2 separate regions of the Mus musculus genome follow, and region 1 is linked to region 2. Evidence: chromatin contacts called from ENCODE Hi-C or POLR2A ChIA-PET data. All regions are on one chromosome and are shown on one strand. Each heading gives the region's core, a stretch centred on a gene start or an enhancer-like site at or near the end of the contact. The rest is flanking DNA. Distances are from core to core; before and after follow the strand shown.

Region 1 (4,519 bases), core at 438-2,937, 320 kb before region 2:
CTGTGAGTTCCGGGACTGAACTCTGGCCTCGAGGCTTAGCAGCAAGTGCCCTTATCAGTTAAGCCATCTTGCTGGCCCCCAAATAGTTTAAAGAACATCTTTCTTAACAGACTGGTCCAAAGTTGGTCTGAAGTTGAGGCAGTAATGTGTTCTGCCTCCTAGATAGAGACACCTTTATTGCCTTACAACTGTATACTTATTATTTATTAGTGACGTTCCCTCTATGCCTACTCTTTATATGATGTTCTAATTAATATATTTTATAGTAGTGATCATTTTTGTTCAAGAGATGGCAAATTCACACACACACACACACACACACACACACACACACACACACACACACACACTTTTCCAAATACCTTCATATTTTTGGTTGCCTGGGTGGCATTTACAAGAGAATGTATGCTAGTCTGCTATTATTAAAGTGGAAATGTGTTGGGAACTATTTTTAGGCCCTTCTATACCTCTCTTTTTTCTGTGCCAAACCATTTAATTGTTCTATTTATTTTTTTCAGTTTTCATGATCCAAAGACCATGTATAGCTCCCTTCCTGCCATTCTAATCTGAGGCTCACTTCAGTTTACTTGACAGAGTGAACCAGTTCTTGCATTCAGAGTGGCTCCCTGTGGATTGATGCCTGTCTCTCAGTTTGTGGACACCTGGTGTCTTTTCACAGCTTGGTCAGAGCAATCTTAAACAAAGGTCTTTTTGTTTTTTGTTGTTTGTGGTTGGTTTTTTGTTTGTTTGTTTTGTATAAGAGATAGCAAATGTGGAGGCTTTCTGAGGTCTGCCGTGGGGTGAACATAACCCCTCTGGAGCCAGGCTAGCCAGACCTCCCACTTAGTTCTGCTTGTGGTAGCCGTGCGGACCCCATGGAGCTTGATTGCCAGGTGACAGCTGTTACAGTAGTAATAATGACAGTCCCTGCCCCACGGAGCTGTCCGGAAGGCTGAGAGAGGGAACTGGGTTTCCCTGTGCAGACACAGGCAGGATGTCTCATACAGGCTGCAGGCAGGATGTCTCATACAGGCTGCGTGCTGCTTCTCTGTAAGACCAGAGGTGATCCTACCTTTTGGGAAATAATTGTACGTAAATTATTCTAGGTACCTAGAGTAAAGAGACGCTTCTGGAGCTTGCTGTCCTCCTTACCAAAGGCTCCTGTTCTAACACATGTTCTGGAGACGTTCTTCTGAAGGTCAGTATTCGCGGGTGTTGTTTTCAGCAGGATTGAAATGAGAAATCCCCGTCTCACATCTGCGCTTTAAGGAACATGACTGCGAGGCTATCATGCATGCATCTGATGTTTGAAGGCACCCAGAGTTAACATTTGGGGTACTCTCTGTTATTATCTGCATGTAAAGACTTTTGTATGAGTCAATGTATAGGATGTCTATAGTGTAGCCACAGTGTTATGAAAGATATTTTTGGAAATCTGCTTGACCACTGCATGCATTTAAAGGAGAACGAACCTTGTTCAGTACTAGGGACAGGGTGAGTACTGCACGTGAGGTCTTAGCTGTGTACATTAGGGTGAGTGTGAGCACAGAGGGAGGCTTTAATGTGTCTGGGCCGGGTGGCTTTGGTCCTCACTTTATTCTGGTGCTGGAGGACAGATGGCTGCGGCATTGCTGTAGAGTTTATCTTACTGCACGTGAGGAAAGAAGAGGGAGGAAGCCATACCCTCCGCCCACATACACCACATACCCAGCCCAGTACATGAGCTGTTCCATGGGCATTTGTCACGTGACTTGGAACTGGAGGGTGGGAGGAAACGATGGACACTGAGTTCCCACTGCTTTGTCCTATGGAAGCTGTGATGACCGTTTCCACACTGGACCAAAATTCAAACAGTGAGAATCAAATCCATGCTGCCCCCTGAAGCCAGCACACATGCACAGGAAAGGCACAGGAAGACACTCATGGACTGTGTCCCCAGCCCAGGAGCTGCTCCTCTCCAAAGTTATGAATATAATGCATTATATTTTCATAATGCAGAAAATTTGTAAGAAGAAAAAGTCACCCATAATCCATATATTAAGAGGCAACTTGGAGTGTTTCTCTAAATTGTCTTACATGGTAACATTCTTCGTTGCATGGTCATGTTTAAATGGAGACAACATTATTTTTTCATTATCTGTGCCAAGAATTTTCATTTTATTTTATAATCTTTGCGGATAATGCTTTCCTGCACATACAATATCCATAAAGTAGGAATTCCTGCTTAGTGATTTTATTTTTGGTCATTTGGTTAAAATTTTCAGAAGTATTCTGGTCATTATGATTTTTATATAGTAACCTTTCTCGGTATACATTTCTAGGTTGAAGGTTTGAGCATTATGGAGATTCTTCACACAGTTTTGCAACTTGCTTTCTTTGTGGGTTGGAGCAATGCATGCTGGGTGTTGCATTGAGCAGTCTGGAATACCATCGCTAGAATACGTCTGATGACTTTGGAGCCACAGGCACTGTCTTCCCCTGTGCATCTCTTTGATTATGAATAAGGCTAAACGTATTTTTATTGGTGCATACCTGTGGCTTTTCTCCTTCCCCTGACTTTCAGTTACAGGTTCTTTGTCTTGGATGTCTTTCATGTCAGTTAAAATGACTTCTTTTCAAGTGAAAGAAGCAGAGTGTGCTTGCAATAAAGAGACACAACTCCGGGTGTGGATGTGCAAGGCCCGACTTGTCTGGGTTCATCTCTGCTTCTGGGTCTTAAAGGAGGCAATGTTAGGCCGGGTGGGGGCTTCTTTTCTTTTCTCTATGTGCTCAAACAAACATGGGTAGAAATACTAAATAAATAAATTAGTAGAATGTTTTTAAAAATCAGAATTTTTATCACCACTGAACATACTCAGGCTTCTTTGCTACCACTATTACTTAAACAATACCGATTATCTATTATTTAAACAATACCGTTTATCTACTAGCACTCATGGTGCACTGCTATGACTAATCTTGAGATGGCTTAAATGAAGGGACATAGTGCCTGGGTCATGTGCCAAGACTACATGACACTTGAGTACCTGTATACTTTGGAATCTATGAAGGAAGGGTGACAGCACCATAGTTTCAGTTGTCAACCTGACCGGAACCTAGAGTCACTCGAGAAGAGAGGACATCAATTGAAGAATTGCTTGGATCACGTTGGCCTGTGGCCATGTCTGTGAGGCATCTTCTTAATTGCTAGGTGATGTAGGAGGGCCCAGACCACTGTAGGCGATGCTATCCATACATAAGAAGCAGCCTGAGAAAGCCACAGGGAGCGAGCCAGCTAACAGCATTCCTCCAGTATCTCCACTTCAGTTTCTGCCGTGACTTTCCTCAATGGTAGACTTTCAGCCATAAGCTAAAGTAAACCTTTCTTCCCCAGTTTACTCTTAGCCACGGTATTTTATCACATATATAAAATGTAGCTACAACAAATACTTTTCTTCCAAGATGCCTAGAGGTTTGGCTCTCAAAGCCAGATGCATTGTTAAGACGTTAATCTGTGACCTGCTCCACTGTCTTCACTTTAGATCTAGACTGCGGGCAGAAGCTCTTCAGCCACGTGTGCCTTCCTTGGCACATTTGCTGCGAATACTTTCGCTGTGCCATTTGCCAGTCTGGCATTATGGATGGGGGAAACCTTCCCCTGCAATTTCTTCCTGAAGCACAGGCTGCTCTACCCTGTCAGAGTTGGATCAATATTCAGCAATATTTTGTCTGTTGATTATAAAATATTCTTAACTGCAAAAAAATCATCCTTTAATTTGACTGTAATTCATTTTTATGTAGAGCGAGGAGGAAATGAAGATCAAGATTGCTCATTTTCCTTCTTTAACATACTTTCTTGAGCATTTTCTTAAACTGGAAACCTCTTGGGGAAGGACAGTTCTGTAGTGACTGGAGATTCTGTGTCCACACTGAGAATAACTTGGTCTCAAGCCCCCCTGTCTTTGCCTTGAGATGCTGAGGGCCTGCGTGATCTACAGATCCCAATGTCACTGGGGTGACTTCTCAGACACCACCACTCTCTTGCTGGTTGGAAGGGACACAAAGACAACCTCATCTTCAGCTGAGAAGACTGAGCAGACCTCAGGGGTCCCCTCAGGCTCACCCTTCGCCCCTACCCGTGACTGTTTGCACTCTGTGACTTAGTGCGTTGTCCCATACCGTTTACATTATCTCGGGTGCTCTTCTGATTTCTATTTCTCAGCAACACATTCAGTTTTGGGACTTCAGTGGGATACTTTTGACCACTATGTGGAAAATGCAGCGAATTTCTCTGGAGATCAGGCTCTCTTCCCACCAGAGTTTTATTATTGTTCAACTGCATACCACCATTGCGCCTATGTAGTCCAGGGTGCCAACCAGAGGCTGTGGGAAATGCGCTTTTCCTTTCCTCAAAATTTTACTTTCATCGGGTTTTGGTTACTTTTTGTGACTTCAGACCTTCACTGAGGGATATTTTTATTTTATGCTGCACTCATCACACCCTTAGCCAAATCAGAGAGGTGCTTTTCATCTCGCAAGT
Region 2 (4,361 bases), core at 570-3,069:
ATTGCAGTTTTATTTTCTTGATATTAAACTGAATAAAATGGAGAAACGATTGACAAGGCAGCATAGCTTCAGAGCCTGGGCTAAGTCAAGTCAGGCAGCCAGCAGGGAGAACTTGATCCCTGGACACCTACACTTCCCTTCCTACACCTTCCTCCCTCCCAGCCCAGAGCAAGGACCCACACTCCTAAACAGAGAACCAGAATTATATGTAGAACACAAGTCTAGAAAATAGACCTGTTGCTTAAGTCTGCCCCTTATAAGGCATTCAAACCAATTTGCACAGACACTGGGTTCAGCTGCTGTCATTCTAACAAGTAGGTCCATTCCTGACTGTCTTCAGTCTGAAAGTAAAGAATCTAACTTTACACTTTGCCTTTACATTTGCCACGGTACAACCAATAGCATCAGAAAAATAACTTCCAATAAAAACCCATTCTCTCTCTTCATTGGAGCTAGCATGGAAGATGGAATGGGGGAACGGGATGCTTCTGTGGCCAAGCAGATAGGCCATTAGTCCTGTGAAAGATCAGCTTCTATTCTACTGAAGACAGAGTCACAGAACAAAACCAGTTGGCCACAGAGTCACTCATATCTCATAGTGTGTGTATGCACACATGTGTGAGTGTGTTACACATATGAATATGAGTGTGTGCATGCATTTATGTGTGTGTGCACATGTTTGTATGCTTGCACGTGCAGGCGCAGTGTGTGTGTGTGTGCGTGTGCGTGTGTGTGTGACTGTGTCTGTGTATAGTCCTAATGACCCAGGCACACCACCTCTTTCTTCTCCCCACCTTTCAGCTCCTTTGTTTTTTGAATGAGTCCACATTTTCTAAATGGGTTTTTCATAATGCCTTCCTATGGGTTTTACTCAATTTTGTTTAATTGGCTTCCTGTTAATTAAGAATGAGAACGAACTGGGTCATAAGCACTCACACAGAGCTAAAGATCAGCTAACGTGTCCCTGAAGGCAATGAAGCTGTAATTTGGGAACAGGTGGGCTGCACTGTTGACTCCTCTGTGGTAGGGAGATTCCATCTGTGGGATGCCGAACCAGTCACTCAACATGAAACTCCCTCAGTCCGTTATGGACCAGAGAATCGTGGGAGGGTAGAGTGTGGGACCTGCGGAGGGGTCTGGCCCCTTTTCTCATCATCTCCAGGTCCTTCTAAAGTTGTGCCCTTGTGGAAGTGTTCTGGTCATCATTTTTGCAAGGAATCTTAGGTGGCATGCGACTTGGCTTTATCTACCCTGCTTTTTGCAGCATGCTTCCTTCCTGTCAGGCTCCTTCAGCCACACCATCTTTCATCGGCATGCTCTCGGGACACCGATGAGGATTCAGTTTCAAGAATATACAGTTTTTCCACCAACAATCTCTTGAAAGCTGTTTTCTCTCAGTTTATTTAGAGGGGAATTTAATTCACTAAGAAAACCACCTCATGAATGTTTTCAGCTTCTTTTTTTGACTGGAGGGGGAGGGGCTCTGTGCTGTGATAGTAAGACTAAGGGTCACAGCATGCATTTTCTGGCAACCAGAGAAAGGACAAGCAGGCTTTAATGATGAAAGTTGCAGGCACTCGTGAGTCACAACTTTGAGGGTTGAAATTATCTGCCGGGCACTGTTCACAATGGTTTTGCAATCCATGTGTATACATACATGCACACACAGATATGCACACACACGAGCACACACATCAGTGACAGATGACCTATTGAAATAATTTCAGAGCCAGTCTGTGGTTGCTACGACAACCAATGCTCTCTTGGCTTTTATCTGGCCATGTGACAGGGACTTTGACGTCAGCCAGAGGCAGAGTCTGTGGCTGAGTCCGCACAGTCAAAGGCTTGTGAGAATCTGGTGGATGCTGGACCTTGCTGCTGCTGCTGCCGCCGCCGCCGCTGTTGCTGTCCCTACAGCTGTGGTTGTTGCTTCCCAGGGGCTGCAGGAGCATGGACTACTAAACCCCCACTTCTTCAGCGTGAGGTAATCGGTTTGCTTTATACACAGGAGTTACGTGGTTTCACAGCCCCTGATGGTTTTCCCTCCCCTCTTAACCTCCTACAACTTTGCCTTCAAGAGCAGTTACTGACGAACGGAGCCAAAGAATGTGAAGCAGCTTCCAGTCACGAATTTCAGGCAGTCTCTGGAACTTGGTTAAATTTGGATTAGTGTTCCATGAAGTAGGTTAAAATGTAATCTTTCTTGCGCAATGCTTGCTAACATACATTATTTAGAAATTCTCATTTTGCAGCGTGAGCCAAATTTGCTCCCTTGAATTCTAGGAATCCCTCCTTCAGTGTTGTTTGGGGTCTGGTAACTCCAGCACCGCCTTGGAGGGAGCAGCTAACTTTTCCTTGTTGCTGCTGCTGATTCTGCGTCAGCCCACAGCAGTCTGGAATTTGGTTTCTACCTCATTTGCAGCATGTATAATTAGCAACAATGGGAACCGTGAGAAAAGACTCTAGACTTTGAAAGTTGTGGTTATTATTGTAAAGGGGGCTTTTGGTACTCTGTAAATAAGAGGGGAACTGTCAACAGCTTCCTGTTTAGAGAAAAGAATCTGCAATATGCCAAGGAAGTCGGGGTGGAACCTTTATGTGTGTGCGTGTGGTTGTTTTGTGGGTGTTACTGTGAAGTGCTATTTTGTGGCTCGCTCTCTCTGAAAACCCTGGTGAAGAGGAGGGACTGACTGGCCTTTTCTAAGGAGTCCTGTAAGCTGGTTCTGATCTTTATTCTTAAAAGTAATTATCTTGAGAAGAAACTAGCCTGGAACTAAATATGCATTGATGTGAGGTCTTCCCTAACTGAAATGTAGATTGAGGATGCTCGATAAAAATTTGCTCCAGGTCTTGTGTGAGTGATTTGGTAACTGATGAGCAAGGATTGCTCCGGCTGTTGTGTGTGCATTGCTGTGGTTCTGCTAGCTCCTTCTGCAGCTCCAAGTTTCAAGGAAACCTCAGGTTCTGAAGCAAACAGAAGCCTAGATGGATAAACAGGTTTCTAGATCTTACAGATTTAACAGAAACGAGGCGTATTTTAGACAGCCATCTGAAATAGAACCAGCATTTGAAGGAGCATAGATAGACTGGCTCCACTCGATATATGCAGTCAGTAGGTTGATGATATAGTTATATTTTAGTTTGGAGAAATAATACATTGTTTGGACAGTAGGTTGACGATATAGTTATATTTTAGTTTGGTGAAAGAATACATTGTTTTTTGCTTCTGTTACTAGGCTCAGAATTGTGGGTTCTACATTTTGCTCTCGTTGGGTGAGAATTCTGAGAGCCTGTAGCCGCAGCAGTAAATGAATAACTGCTTGAATCAATTATTTTCCAAGCAGCTTTCAGTGAATGGACCTTTTGATCAGAGCTTCCGTTAGGACTGTCCACTGTCTGATGTGCTTGTACATACATGTATTTACTAAGACGTCTTCCAGTCATTTAACTGACCTCATGTTCTTGTAACCCAGACGCTACCACTTTCATGAGTCAACTGGTGTGTGACATTTCAATTGAGAATGGGGGGACCAGCTAGCACTGTCATTTAAAGGCATCTCTCGTGGTATACACTTGGTGCTTTAACTTTTCTTGTGTCGACTGTTATCTTCACTCTTTTTCTTGGTTCTCTCCCTGGTTTTAAATTCACAAGATGATTATGTACGACATCCTCATGCCCTCATGCATGAGACTGGATTCCAACAATCAAAACTGTGAGAGAGAGAGAGTCGGTGTTAGTGGCAAAATGTCGGTGATAAAAAGTTGGGAAAAGAGCCTCCCTGATGAAAATAAGAACTTTCAAAGCCTCGAGCCAAGGGTTTGGTTTTTTGTTTTTGTTTTGTTTTTTTTTTTTAAATAAGGAAAGGGGGCTGAGGAGCATCCCCCTGCAGCAGCGAGTCTGTGCTGCCTGCTATCAAGGTCAAGAGTGCTTCAGCCTCAGAAGATGCCAGCATGGAATGATTGACTCTAGAAACCTGGCTGCTGAATTATTAAAGGCTCTGGGTCTAGTTTCAGGAAGCCTTAACCCTTTCAGTGCCACGAGCACGTCTGGCCGTCTGGTGCTACCTGTGGACTCTTTTCCAGAATGATATCTGAAGTGCATAAAACAAAGTATGCTGTGTTGCAAAGGAAACTACTTTTCATGAAAATGTGTCTTTAAAAAAAGAAAAAGAAAAAGAGGCCATGAGTTTGAAAGAAAGCAGGGAGGGGAGAGGGGCAGGGGAAGGGGGGAGATTCAGAAGGTATTGGAGGGAGCAAAGAAAATGGGAGGGATAAAGTTATTATAGAATAATTTCAAAACATACAAAATAATAAAAAATAAAATATACTATCTTTTCATTATGACAGGATAATTGCTTTGT

Evidence for each region. Hi-C counts contacts between places; a loop is a spot of excess contacts on that map. ChIA-PET counts read pairs that join two places held with the same protein, here RNA polymerase II (POLR2A).
Region 1: a map of left cerebral cortex shows a loop between it and region 2 (2.2-fold over the local background). The contact joins the enhancer-like site here to the promoter of Ncald in region 2. A Hi-C loop is called at or near these places in 7 of 37 maps with a recorded cell type or tissue (heart and left cerebral cortex). POLR2A ChIA-PET finds 5 or more read pairs at or near these places in 1 of 5 experiments (Patski).

Annotation. Positions count from the first base shown.
Region 1 is chr15:37,776,815-37,781,333 of GRCm38, reverse strand. It overlaps a transcript of Ncald not described here. Among named protein-coding and RNA genes, the nearest start is that of Gm15942, 79 kb to the right of the region's middle. Within about 2 kb of position 1,687, at least 1 of the 3 ENCODE cell types and tissues checked has a DNase peak (open chromatin) inside an H3K27ac peak, as active enhancers do; it is left cerebral cortex, where a contact is called at or near this core.
Region 2 is chr15:37,456,840-37,461,200 of GRCm38, reverse strand. Ncald (neurocalcin delta) reads left to right here and starts at 1,819. Exons shown (of 4, transcript NM_001170868.1): 1 at 1,819-1,984.